Linked DNA regions of Homo sapiens: all the other regions are linked to region 3. Evidence: chromatin contacts called from ENCODE Hi-C or POLR2A ChIA-PET data. All regions are on one chromosome and are shown on one strand. The core of a region is the stretch at or near the end of the contact, and the rest is flanking DNA. Distances in the headings are between cores, read along the strand shown.

Region 1 (4,277 bases), core at 1,404-3,903, 5.8 Mb after region 3:
AGGTGGTCACAAGGTGCCTTCTAAATGCCTGCTTGTTTCTGCATCAACATCTTTTAATGATCAAATTAATATAAGAGGCTATAAGGATAATCATGATTAACATTTATTCAAAATATTTCAAATCAAATCTCAAAGTCAAGAATGAGAATCTGGATGGTATACAAATACAGGCAACATCAAATGTCATCCTAAACAAGTATATACAGAATATATTTTTTATCACTTTTGAAATTTGTACATATTGATCAAAGGAGGTACAATATGCCACCATAAAATCAAAATCGTAACTTTCAAATAAAATAGTTAATTTCTAATAAAAGTTATCTTTTTATAAAGTCAATGTAATTTTTATTTAGTGTGAATTTTGTCCTGTAATATTAATCCTTAGTAAATATAGGTTTTAATGTTATTTGTGTTTTAAAATACGGCTAGTTCACCGGGCATGGTGGCTCACTCCTGTAATCCCAGCACTTTGGGAGGCCGAAGGAGGTGGAGCACTTGAGGTCAGCAGTTCGAGACCAGCCTGAAAAACATGGTGAAACCCTGTCTCTACTCAAAATACACACACACACAAATTAGCCGGGCATGGTGGTGCATGCCTGTAGTCCCAGCTACTCAGAAGGCTGAGGCAGAAGAAGCGCTTGAACGCGGAAGGCAGAAGTTGCAGTGAGTGGAGATCGCAACACTGCACTCCAGCCTGGGCAACAAGAGCAAAACTCCGTCTTAAAGAGAATAAAATATGTCTAGTTTGTCTGAAATTCACCAAAATCAATTAGAGTTTTTAACTTAATATACAGATTATACATACATAGCTGTAAGTTTTTAATTTTACAAAAGAAGTTCCCAAATGGTAAATGGGTTTTTTCCTTTATGAATATTTTGTTTTCATAAATATATTAAAAGACAAAAACATATAAACACCCTCTAAGGGTGTCACCCATAAGCAGTTCTCAGAAATAGCTACTAAGCATAAATATATTATTCTCAAGAGAATATTTCTACAGAAGCATAGCCCAACATTTCCTATTAATGCATGATAAAAGTCATATTAGGAGCTAGGCGCGGTCGCTAACGCCTGTAATCCCAGCACTTTGGAAGGTCAAGGTGGGTAGATCACTTGAGGTCAGGAGTTCGAGACCAGCCTGGCCAATACGGCGAAGCCCCCGTCTCTATTAAAATTACAAAAATTAGCTGCCCTCAGGTGATCCACCCACGTCGGCCTCCCAGAAGTGCTGGAATTACATGCGTGAGCCACCGCGAACGGCCTATATGTATGTTTTTAAAAACAACTGTTTCTCTCATCTAATTTACAGAGTATTTGTAAATTGAAAATCAAAATTATGGGTACAACATCGCAATTAGCTTAACAACATGAGCAATGCTTAAGGAGTATACACGTTTAAGGGAGTGGGGGTGGAGGATGCAGCTATGAAGTTAGACCACTTGAGTTTGAATCTAGGCTTTGTCACGTTAAAACTGTGGTCTTAGGCAAGTTACTTAACCTACCTAAACCTTAGTTTCCTGGTTTGTAAAGTGGAGGCAGTAACAGTATCAACCTCAAAGGGTTATTTTGAGATAATCCGTGTAGAAACTAGCGCTCTGCCTGTCACTAGCAATTAATACATGCTACTATTGTTATCGTTATCAACTGCAACACTAACAGAAATAGCAATGCTATTAACCTCTTTGCTTAGAGGTGATAGCCACAAGCATCAGGAAGGTAAATCCACAGACAGAAGATGATAAAACGTTTTGTAAGAAAGCACGTGTTAATTTGATCACGCTTCTCACCACAAGCAACGTAAATTTTCTAGAATTATCTCTGGAACCAAAAAAGAAAGTCGAAACCTAGGACCACCTAGGTAACACCACATGCAGAGATAGTTATCGCCAGCGTGAAAGAAACACCTGCCAATCCCGGTCCACAGATGGCATTTAATAATAGACGGAATCGGTCCAATCTCAGAACTCTCCAGCCCGCAGCAAGTCTTTTTTTAAAGGGAGGAGCCACACACACAGCCTAACTCCTGCCGTTAACTCGGCCCGACTGAATAAAGGAGATAGGCTTGCCAAAGGGTTTCCAGCCACAGAAGTCCTTTTGTGGAGGGGTGCAGAAAGAGCGAGAAAGAGATGCTGGCGTTTGGAGGCCCAGGGCCTCGCTCCCGGGCGAGAGCGGGGCGCCCAGGCACCAGCCGGCGGAGGAACCTGGAAATCGCGCGCCGGGTAGAGCCGCGGCCGCTGGAACCTGGGTCGCCGCGATGTAGCCGGTCCCTCGCCCTCAGCCCGGACTCCGCAGACCGCTTCCCTTCCCCCAGCCCCCACCGCCAGGCCGGGAACGGCGGGGGCCGCACGCGCGGAGGCCGGAGGCGCGGCAGCGCTGGGCTCTCGGGGCCGGGCCAGGGGAGGCCGGCGCCCGCTCCTCTCCCGGACCCCCGCCCGGGCCCCACCGCGCCGGGCCTTACCAGAGGTCTCGCGCCGCGACAGGTGGTACACCCGGCGGAGAGGCCGCGCCCTGCCGCCCGCCCTGGCGATGCTCAGCTCCCGCGCCGCCCGGCCCTCCCCTTCTGCGAGCCTCCCGGAGCCGCCGTCAGCTCAGGCTCACACTGGCGCGGGCGGCCCCACACGCAGAGGCGGCCCGAAGAGCGGCCGAGAGAGGGGAGGGCGCGAGGAGCCGGCCAGCCGCGGGGCCCGGAAGGCGTGGCCCACGGTGGAGACGGACGGGCTCGCGGGCCAATTGGAGGCAGGAACCGGCCGGAGGGGCGGGCTCCGTCTGGAGGCTTAGCTGCCGGCGCTGGGGTTCCTGTCCTCCGCGCCTTCCTCAACCCAGCTCCTGGAGGTTACGGTTCTGAGGCGGGGCGGGCGGCCTCGTGGACGCGATGCTGAGGATGTGAGAAGTGCAGTGCGGAGGAGGAGGTGGAGCTCCGCCGCTCCATGAAGGAAGCCGGGGCTGGCCGACCGCGCCCCCCAGCACTCCTGGCCCGGGGGTCCCAGTCTCCGAACCCGCGGAGGCCAGGGAAGCTGGGAGTTGGGGTCTGTCCTGCCTGAGCCACAGAGGAAGGGGGAGAACGGGAGGGCAGGAGACGGCAAAGGAAGGAAGAAGAGGACCCAGGAAATGCGAGGCTTCCGCACTTCAGCGACGCTTTCACTTTCCGAGCTGTTTTGTGTGCTTAGGACTTGCTCTTCTGCAGAATTCTTTGCCACTCCTCATGGCTGCTGGCAAGGTTATTGGCCTGCGGTGAATTTACCAATCACCTCCACTGTCACAGTCACCATAAATAGATGCTCAATGTTCTGCCTCAGAAAAGCACCGGAACACTTAATTGTCTTGTCCTTGAAAGCCGCAGGGACCGTGCCTTCCAACATCCCTACCCCCGCCCTCCCAACGGTTGTGACATGGGAGGATATTTCTTCACCCTTATTTCAGAAAATGTTATCACCCAAAACTCTTTACTATAATGAGCTTGTGTACTCTTAAAACAAGGCATGGTAATGACAATTTCAAAAATAAGATGTAAAATATAAAAAAAGAGGCAAGGCAGAATAAAATTAAAAGTGATGGAAATGTAGGATTGAGAAGATGGAGTGGAAGTAGGGAAGAGTGAATTGCTCCCTCCTAAACTCTGACAATTAAATAAAATCTGGGGCAATCGCCCCTCTCTGAACATTGAAGGGTGGGGCCTGTGAGGAGGAAACTCCAGTTAGGTGATAATCCATAGGTGTGGTTGCTATAATAACCACCGCAGGCAAGGAGAGGTTATAAATATGAATGACCTAAAGTAACTCTGCTTGCCAGGAACTTACAAGATGCAGCAGGTTGGATGAAGGAAACTAAACATTACCAGTGTCTTTCTACATAAATGCTTCATTAGTAGAGGTGAAATTCTTTTGTCTTTGAAAGACAGTTGTGGGGGTGTTGGGGGGTAGATGGGGAATGGGGAGATGTTGGTCAAAGGGTAAAAAGTTTCAGGAGTAAGTTTTAGAAATATCGCACAGCATGGTGACTATAGTTCATAATGTATATTTCGCAATGGCTGAAAGAGTAGATTTAAAATATTCTCACCAAAAAGAAATAAGCATGTAAGGTGATGGATATATTAGCCTAATTTGATCATTCCACAATGTATTGAAACATTACATTGTATCCCATTGCATTAAAGTATATACATTTTTTTTCTTTCGAGATGGAGTCTTGCTCTGTCGCCCAGGCTGGAGTGCGGTGGCGTGATCTTGACTCACCGAAACCTCCGCCTTGCAGGTTCAAGCGATTCTTTTGACTT
Region 2 (4,322 bases), core at 1,799-4,298, 5.7 Mb after region 3:
AATGTCAATAGGAAAATGGCTGAATATTTTATTGTACATTTGTGCTATTATTTAGTCTATCAACTATTTATTCTGCAGCTAATAGAGTCTTCTGTAACTACTGTTGTGGAGGGATGACAAGGAGAAAAGTTACAGATGGCTATGGTATGATCTCGTTTTTATAACAATACCCCAAACCCCTACATTTATGTAAGACAGAGAAAGTCTGATGTGGGAGAGGATACACACCATCCTGTTAATATGGGTTATCTCAGGGGTAATTAAAGTGATGGGGTGGGGGCTGTGCGGGGGGTTAACTTTTCTTTTAAATTTATTGCATTATGTTTCAATGAGTGGCATTTTATTTTTTTTAAATTTATATTTACTTAATGCTGATGATTTTTTTTTTTTTTTGGAAATGTGTCATATGGCCAAACATGCTTCTCTAACTACACACTACCTAGTCTTCCCTTCCATTTTGGGAAACAGCCCCTCCCCATATTTCCTGCCCCCAACCCTCATACATAAGGTGGTGCATCTCTACCTTAAGCATAGCGTTGAGGTTATTGCTAACATCCCTTTCATGTGTTACTCTACATTATCACCTCCAAGATCAAGTCTTCCTCTGCTAAGAAAGGAGCTTTATTTGCAGAGGCTTCCTTATTGATTTGCAAGATAGGTAAGAATAAACAGAATGCAGAAAGTTAACATTTGTAAAGGCAAATTAACTGCAGAAGGAATAATAGAATATAATCACTTTGTCATCCCTAACAAATAATGGATTTAGATCAGTAGTACATAACCCCGGGGGCATATTAGAATCACCTGGAGAGCTTTTAAAACATATCAGTGAAGGTCAGGTACGGTGGCTCCTGCTTGTAAACTCAGCACTTTGGCAGGCTGAGGTGGCAGGATGGCTTGAGGCCAGGAATTCAAGAGCAGCCTGGGGAACATGGCAAGACTCTGTCTCTATAAAAAAATTAGCCAGGCATGGTGGCATACACCTGTAGTCCCAAACAAAACAAAAAACCCTATCAATAATTGGGCTCCATCCCAGAACATTTAGATAGGAAATTCTGCAAGTGAGACATGTTTTAGTATTAAAAAGTAAATAAATAAAATAAAAAGCCTTCTCCTGTGATCCTAACATGGAGTCCGATTTGAGAATCACTTAGTGAAAGGCTAACAGAGAACTGCAATGTATGGATCAGGTTGACCTAAACTCACTACTCAACTAATCAATCTTTTTAAAAAAAGTTTTATTCTGAAAAACTTCAGACACATACAGAAGTAGAGATTAGCATAATGCAATGCCATACACCCATCATTGAACTTCAACAACTGTTAACTCATAGGCAATCATGTTTCATCTATACACACCACCCCCATTACTCCAAGAATACTTGATAAGACAAACGGTGTGCTGTCTGATGGGAGTACCCCATTAGGCAGCACGCATTGTCTAGCTGTCTCTCTTTCTGACGTTAACAGCCGCTAGTGATCATTGCCAGGATCCATTATTTCATTAGGGGTTGCCAAAAGGTGATATTCTCTCATTTCTTTTGCATGTATTTGCTGGCATTCCCTGGTCAATTGTTACCCTACGGTGCTACTTGTACATAAAAGGTCCACAAAGAGAGGCAAGATGCTATCTAACTCCTGGTATGATACAATGTGAAAAACACAGTAATCCCCCATTAAGTTCTCTTGCCAAAAAATCGAACCTGACCTGAACAAGTCTGCAGGTCTAAATACCTGCTTATTAAAGGATACCAGAGATGGAAAAAGCAAAATCCTGGTTGTAGAAAACGTGAACCGTACAAATGACTTGTTCAAGTAAAATACAGGGAACAAAATAAAGAGCAAGAGAAAAAGATTAAGAGAGATCTAAGAGACATCAACCAAATATAACGTGTGTAGATTGTTTGGATACTGATTTGGACAAACTGGGTAAGAGGAAAGAGACAACTAGGAAAATGTAAATGCTGACTGGATAGTAGAGGGTAAAATGAAGTGCTAAGTACACTGATAATGGCTTTATGTTTTAAAAAGGTGTTATTGTGTTTTATAAACATGAACAAGGTAACAGATGGAATGGTACATTTCAGATTTGCTTCAAAATACTACAGTGGGGGAGAGGGTAACAGATGAAACAGAATTGATCATGAATTGGGAGTTCAGTTACTATTCAATTTTCATATATGACTTGAAGGTTTCCATAATAATTTTAAAACAAATATAATGAAAACCCTCCAAATAGGTCGGGAAGTAATCAGAAATTATTTAATCAATGGTGCATGTTTTGGGACATGCACCATTCTAGGCACTAGGAATTAAATGCGAGCAAACCAGATTAGGTCCCTGTCTTCTTGGAAAAAAAACAAAACAAAAACCCAGCTGCTTGCTTTCTCAAGACTGTGATCCACGTTCGGCGAAGTGCATATTCCAGTCGTGATCACAGTACTGTCATTTCACTCTGGGCCCGTGGATCTCGGTCCTGGCCGCAGATCACAATTCCCCGGTGATGATGGGGCATCAGCATTTGGAGGCTTCCCAAGCGATTCTACTGGTTGCCGGGTTGAGAACCGGCGCTCCTTCGTTTTCAGGCAGGCAGTGTCAACCCTGCAATCACCCTGTGGTGTGCCTAGGGCAGATATCGCTGTCCTCCATCTTAGAGCTGAAAGAACCGAGGCCGGGCGGCAGAGAGTAAGAGGCCAAGGCACAGGCAGGGCCAGAGGCCAGATTTCCGGCCTCCAGAGAGCCCAGGCTCCCCCACGAGACCGTGTTGGCCTCGAAAAAGGCTGGGTGGGCGGCGGCGCCGGGCGGCCGAGGCTCCGGCCCGCCGAGACTCCGGCCCGGGGCGGTGAACGAGGCGCGTCCTCGCTCCCGGGCGCTCCCCAGGCTTAGGTCCCCAGCGCCGGGCCGTGCCTGATCGAGCCGGCGAGTCCCGAGGAAGCGCGCCCGCCCCCCTCTGGTATGCCCTACCGCACTCACCCTCTCCCCGAGGCCCGCGCCAGGAGCCGAGGGAGGCGCAGGCCCGCACCCTGGCCCAGCTGTCCGCGGGGCTACAATGCGCCCGGGCGGAAGTGCGCCGCCGGCCGGGTCCCGCGCGGCCGCTCTAGGATGCGAGGGAGGTCCGCGCTCGGTGGCGCCCGCGCGGGACCTGGCTCTGGGCGCGCTTCCGGGCTCCCCCCGGGCCGCGAGGGCAGTGATTGAGTTTCCCTCTTTCCCAGGTCGCTGTGTGTCAGGTGGTAGCTATCGCCCTGAGGACCAGAGCGGGATAAACCAAAAGGGAAAAAGTTACTCTTCTTTTGTTTTCCGTGTAATATTTTCCACATAAGAGTGTTCTTCCTGATGTTTTGCTCATACATATGTGTCATTTTTGGTCTTTGGTTGGGATGAATCTTTACTGTCTTTCATCCACTAAGATCCTTTGCCTGACCATGCACCTTCATAAAGCCCCGTCCATATTCCATTTTCCTACTCTAGGTTGGAATATTTGCTTAACATCTGAAGCTGATTGTGCCATACTCACTCCAAGCCTTGGTGTTCTCTTAGGTAGCGGACGTGGGATTGAAAAACCCAGGCTGGCTGTATACAGAACGGGCACGTGGCGATTACAGACCACAGGGAAAAACTCCTTCAGTTTGAATAACAACTTTTAAAAAAAGTATTTCAAGCTCCTGTGTACTGCCAGATGCACTGATTTCGTGCTCAGCGTACTTGAGGTGGTCAAAATATCCAGCAGCTGGCCGGGCGCCGTGGCTCACACCTGTAATCCCATCACTTTGGGAGGCCAAGACGAGCGGATTGCCTGAGCTCAGGAGTTCGAGACCAACCTGGCCAACATGGCAAACCTCGTCTCTACTAAAAATACAAAAAAAAAAAAAAATTAGCCGGTCATGGTGGCACACGCCTGTAGTCCCAGCTACTCGGGAGGCTGAGGCATGAGAATCGCTTGAACCCAGGAGGTGCAGGTTGCGGTGAGCCAAGATCGCACCACTGCATTCCAGCCTGGGCGACAGAGCGAGACTCTGTTAAAAAAAAAAAAAAAAAAAAAAAAAAAAATCCAGCAGCTTCAAAATAGGAATCGGAGTGGTGTTTCTTGAAACTACCAGGACAGAGAGACTGCCACTTGTTTAAAAATCATTAACTCATCTACTTCTACTTATTGGGCTCTTTTAACCTTTATTCCAGTATTAATGGAGCTCTGACTTTGTGGATAGTATTATTTTTGGGGCTGAGAGATTTTAAAAATTTGTCATGGTCCCTGGTTTTGGGTTTTTGTTTGTTTGTTTGTTTGTGACAGGGTCTCACTCTATCACCCAGGTTGGAGCGCAGTG
Region 3 (4,515 bases), core at 650-3,149:
CCACTGCACTCCAGCCTGAACGACAGAGTGAGACTCCGTCTCAAAAAAAAAAAAAGCAAATATTTATTATGGGGACTTCTGTCTATTAAAACCATTACAATGTGCTGATACCACATGAAAAAGGAATGTAATTACTGTGCCTCTGGTGTGGCTGGGTTCAGTTAAGAATTAATTATTTTAATATGTTTCTGCAACACCTTTAGCTTTCTCTTTTCACATGTCCTGGGCTTCAACTATCACCCAATCTGATGACTCTCAAATCTGTAACGTCGTCCTAGTCCTTTTTCTTTAGTTCCAGGCTCATCCCTCTCACGATCTACTATATCTCTCACTTGGATGTCCTACAGGCATTTTAACTCATTTTTAAAAAGCTACACGATTGAAATGTTTTGAGTTATTTTAAATTCCTCTGTCATCTCACTAAATTGGACCAATAATTGTTTCTCAAACATGTTCTTTCCTCTTCATTTCCACTGCAGATGCTTTCCTAATTTAGTTCCTGGATCACCACAGTATCCTCCTAAATGGATCTCACTGCCTTCCATCCTCCTTGATGCTACCTGAGGGCTTTTCTGAAGACACTTTTTCTTTTTCCTTTTTTTTTTTTTTTTGAGACAGGGTCTGGCTCTGTTGCCCAGGCTGGAGTGCAGTGGCGCAATCATGGCTCCCTGCAGCCTTGACCTCCCCAGCTCAAGGAATCCTCCCACCTCGGCCTCCCGAGTAGCTGGGACCACATGTGCGCGCCATGACGCCCGGCTACTTTTTTGTATTTTTGGTAGAGACGGGAGTTTCACCACACTTGTAATTGCAAAATTGCCCTGAAATGATTTTTCCATTCTCTTCCCGACAAAATCCAAATTCCTTAGCTAGTCATTATCTGACCTTGGCCTTCCCTCCAATTTCATCTCCCCAGCTAAATCCAAAGACAGATAATTTGCCACCTAGCCTAATATTTAAAAGAGTACACTGGCGTTAGCCTGCCTTGACTTGAAATCACAGAACCTACTTCACAGGGATTAAATGAACTAGTACACATATAAAGAACTTATGTCTTGCCTGGTACATCATGTGGTAAATATTAGCTATTCTTCTTATCCACCCTCTCAACTCATGCATTTGCACCTGGTGGTCCCCTTGCCTGGAATATTACCTCTCACCATCCATCTAACCCCTGCTTCTCTTTAAAGATTCAATCCAGGAGTCAGATTCCTAGCAAGTTTACCCTGCCCCACCCTTCCATCTCGTTAGTCTCCACCGCTTCCTATTCAAATTATTGTTTGCGTCGGTCACTAGACCGTGAACTTCCTAAAGGAGGGATAGTGTCTTCATCTTTTTGGTCAAAACCTAAAGACAGGTGCACGATACTTTCTGAATGACTGCACAGAAAGCGCCCCATATGTAATTAAGTCTGTTAATAAATATTCCTAAACGTTATTTTGTCTTGTATGTAGACCTGCCCCGAATACAGTACAGGAGCATCTTCAAAGTACTTCCAGTGGGTGCCCTGGACAGCAGCTAAGAACCCCGGGGTAAAACGAGTTTCCTCTCTACTGTTACAAATCAGAAACCTCCTCCGTAAAAGCCTCAGATCTGGGAAACGCGGATGCATATGCCAACTTTTGAGTCTCAGTCTGCGCCTGCGCACGTGACCTCTACACGTCTCCTCTGCGCCTGCGCCGCTCAAGTTAGCGCGAGGCTACTCAGTCGAGGGTGGGACTACGCTTCGCGTTTTGGGATTGGGCGCTGAAGGCCAAACCGGACGACGCGGAAATGACGTCACGCCGGGGGCCCTGCCGCGCGGTGGCTGCTGGGTGCCGCACGCCTTCCCATCCTCCTCCTCTCCCCTCCCCCATCCCTCCCCGCCCCCTCGGCCGCTCCGCTCCCTGGCGTGACTCGGCACTGAGAGTCCCGGGAGAAGACTCGGCGGTCGCCACCTCTTCTGTCCAGGCCTCGGCCTTCCTGAGCATCTCTCCTTCCTCTCCCAGATCGTCTTCTCCTTCAGTTTCAAAGCCAGTGGCGTCGCGGCCACCCTGCCGGGCTCTCTGTGAGGATGGTGGGGGTGAAGCCCGTCGGGAGCGACCCGGATTTCCAGCCAGAGCTGAGCGGCGCGGGCTCCAGACTCGCCGTGGTCAAGTTCACCATGAGAGGGTGAGGCCAGGCTCGAGCTCTGTGGGTCCCCGTCTGTCCTTCCTTGCTTTCCTTTCACTCTTTGTTGGCCCTGGTTTCCTAGCCGTCTGCTGCCCCGGAGTGTCCGGCAGTCGCCGCAGCCCCAGGAGCTGCCGGAATTAGGCCTCGTTTCTCGGGTGTGAACCCCCATTTATGCACAGGGGTTCCTAGACGGGCTCGGGGGCCTGGCTGGCCGGCTTCTCCAGCTCAGGAGATTTCTCACCTGCTCCTTTTCAATTCTTTGACAAACTGGTTTTGGGGGTGGCCCGCCCCTATTCCTTCCAGCCTGTGGGAGTCTCCGCAGCCACCCTTGCCTGAGCCTGACCCCTTCTTTCTGCAGAGCCAGCTGTCATTTGCATCTCCAGAGCTCCAAAAGCTTAATTTACCGAACACTTTGTTTCTCTTCACCACCTACATCTCTCTAAAGCCTTTGAAGATTCAGATGGGGCGATCTAACTAATATGCGTAGCTCTGAGTCCTGAATTTCTGCTAATGCATTTCGAACTAAGTTAACGTTGGGTTAGGGTGCTTTTTAAATTATTTGAACTTTTTTCTTCCTCGTTCGGCCACTAACTTGTAGCTTAGGCTCCCCTATGTATGCGATTGCAACTGGTCACACACGACAGTACATATATAATATATTTCAGGTGGACAGTTGGCCGGATGTCTTAGTTTGACCCGGCTCTGTTTTTTCACTTAAGAGGACAGGGATCTTGAAAAATGTTAACTGTCTTTGGTAAATATCAACAAAATTATAGGTCGTAGAAAAGGTGGACCTTTTATAGTGGATGTGTAGTAAAGTTCCTTTGTAAGAATGACATGTTGGAACTCGGCGTTGAGAACCAAGATTTCAGCGTGTGTGTGTGTTTCACAGATCTCTCCTTGTGTATGTCGATAGTATTTAGTTAGAAGTATGAGAGGTTTCCGCTTTATTTTCCTTGACCCCTTGGCGTTATTTATACATCTAACTTGGAGCAGTCTACTGCTGGTATCACTGTTTATGTAACACACTTTCTTGTCCAAATAACTGTATAAACACAAAATTCCATTTTGAATTTCAGAGCAAAAAACAAAGTTTCTACTAGATGGTTCACTAAATGTTGAGTATATAAATGGTGGCATTAGGATTATATCGTTTTAGGGAATGGATGCAGATAGATATGAAAACAAGTTAAGACTTATTTTTGGACCAGTCTCTCTTACACTGAATTGAAAAAGGATAGTACCTTGCATTTCATATGGTGGGCTAGAGTACCCATATGATATACGGAATTTTGCATTTACTAAATTTAAAAGGATAAGTGATGTCATATATATAAAACACCTAAAAGGAATGTTAGAATTCTATAAATGTGTCTTCTCATTTTTAGCAATTTTGTGATGTCTGTATTCTTAATAATAGGGGAATACCTGTAGTACATTAAGTATCTAGGCCACAGTAGAAAAGGGAAGATAGGATTTCAATAAGGAACCTCACCTCACTTTTAGTTCACTTATTCTAATTCTGGCCCGTCGAAGCTTTTATATTTTTGTCCCTCAATGATATATTGTTTTTCTCCCTTACCATAGCAGTGGGAGAGATAATAAAATAATAAATAAATATTGATTGAAGTGAGAAAACTGGGGAAACATTGCTGCGAAGGAAGGTTTTTTCTATCAGTGTGGTGTCACTTAAGCATAAGCATAACTGCAGACATTGATTGGTAAGGAACTGTTACATTTAAAAAGGTATTTTAGTGGAATTAAAATTTTTTTTCTTTGTAAAAACCGAGGGAAAATTAATGTTTGGATTTAGAGTAAGTTCAAAAGCATATTTATATTACGTTTACAAATCTGGTAAGATTATTGTATTTACCTTTAATATTCCTCGAACTTATTGGCCATTAATACATCCTGTCTAAACTCATTGTCAATAGAACCCCAGAATTATGTATATGACGGGTCAGTATTAGACTCAGAAACAACTGTATTCAGTAAAATCTTGTAAGAATCCTCTTAGATCAAAGTTAATGCTGTCCCAGTTTAGACTGAGGGCATAGTTTCTCCAGCACCTATTTCATTTCCTTTCCAACCCTATTTTAAACCTTTTTTCTTTTTTTTTAACCTCTATGCTTTATGCACTCTCAGTCTAAATTTTACTAAAATGATACATAGATTGTTCTCCTGTGTAAGAATCTTTAGTGGCTTATGATAAAATATATATAACATAAAATTGACCATTTAGCCATTTGTAAGAGTATAATTCATTGGCATTAAGGACAGTCAGCCCTCTGTATCCATGGATTGAACCAAATGTGGATAGAAAATATTTGGAGAAAAAAAATTGCATTTGTGCTGATCATGTACACA

The links. A loop is a pair of places that touch in the nucleus more often than their neighbours do. ChIA-PET counts read pairs that join two places held with the same protein, here RNA polymerase II (POLR2A). Pooled maps may share reads with other maps.
Region 1: a map of naive thymus-derived CD4-positive, alpha-beta T cell shows a loop between it and region 3 (16-fold over the local background). The contact joins the promoter of ME2 here to the promoter of TXNL1 in region 3. A Hi-C loop is called at or near these places in 1 of 168 maps with a recorded cell type or tissue (naive thymus-derived CD4-positive, alpha-beta T cell), 1 of 37 single-sample maps with no recorded cell type and 8 of 50 pooled maps.
Region 2: a loop to region 3 is called in a map of CD4-positive, alpha-beta T cell, with 5 times the contacts of the local background. The contact joins the promoter of ELAC1 here to the promoter of TXNL1 in region 3. A Hi-C loop is called at or near these places in 1 of 168 maps with a recorded cell type or tissue (CD4-positive, alpha-beta T cell) and 7 of 50 pooled maps. POLR2A ChIA-PET finds 5 or more read pairs at or near these places in 1 of 52 experiments (T-cell).

Annotation. Positions count from the first base shown.
Region 1 is chr18:50,877,494-50,881,770 of GRCh38, reverse strand. It overlaps ME2 (malic enzyme 2), which reads right to left and starts at 2,653. Exons shown (of 16, transcript NM_002396.5): 1 at 2,463-2,653. RefSeq lists a silencer at 2,265-2,824 and an enhancer at 2,363-2,864.
Region 2 is chr18:50,966,766-50,971,087 of GRCh38, reverse strand. It overlaps ELAC1 (elaC ribonuclease Z 1), which reads right to left and starts at 3,048. Exons shown (of 4, transcript NM_018696.3): 1 at 2,974-3,048. RefSeq lists a silencer at 2,721-3,210 and an enhancer at 3,361-3,420.
Region 3 is chr18:56,635,976-56,640,490 of GRCh38, reverse strand. It overlaps TXNL1 (thioredoxin like 1), which reads left to right and starts at 1,899. Exons shown (of 8, transcript NM_004786.3): 1 at 1,899-2,148. The coding sequence starts at 2,051. RefSeq lists enhancers at 877-1,861, 2,021-2,080, 1,862-2,847 and a silencer at 1,661-1,870.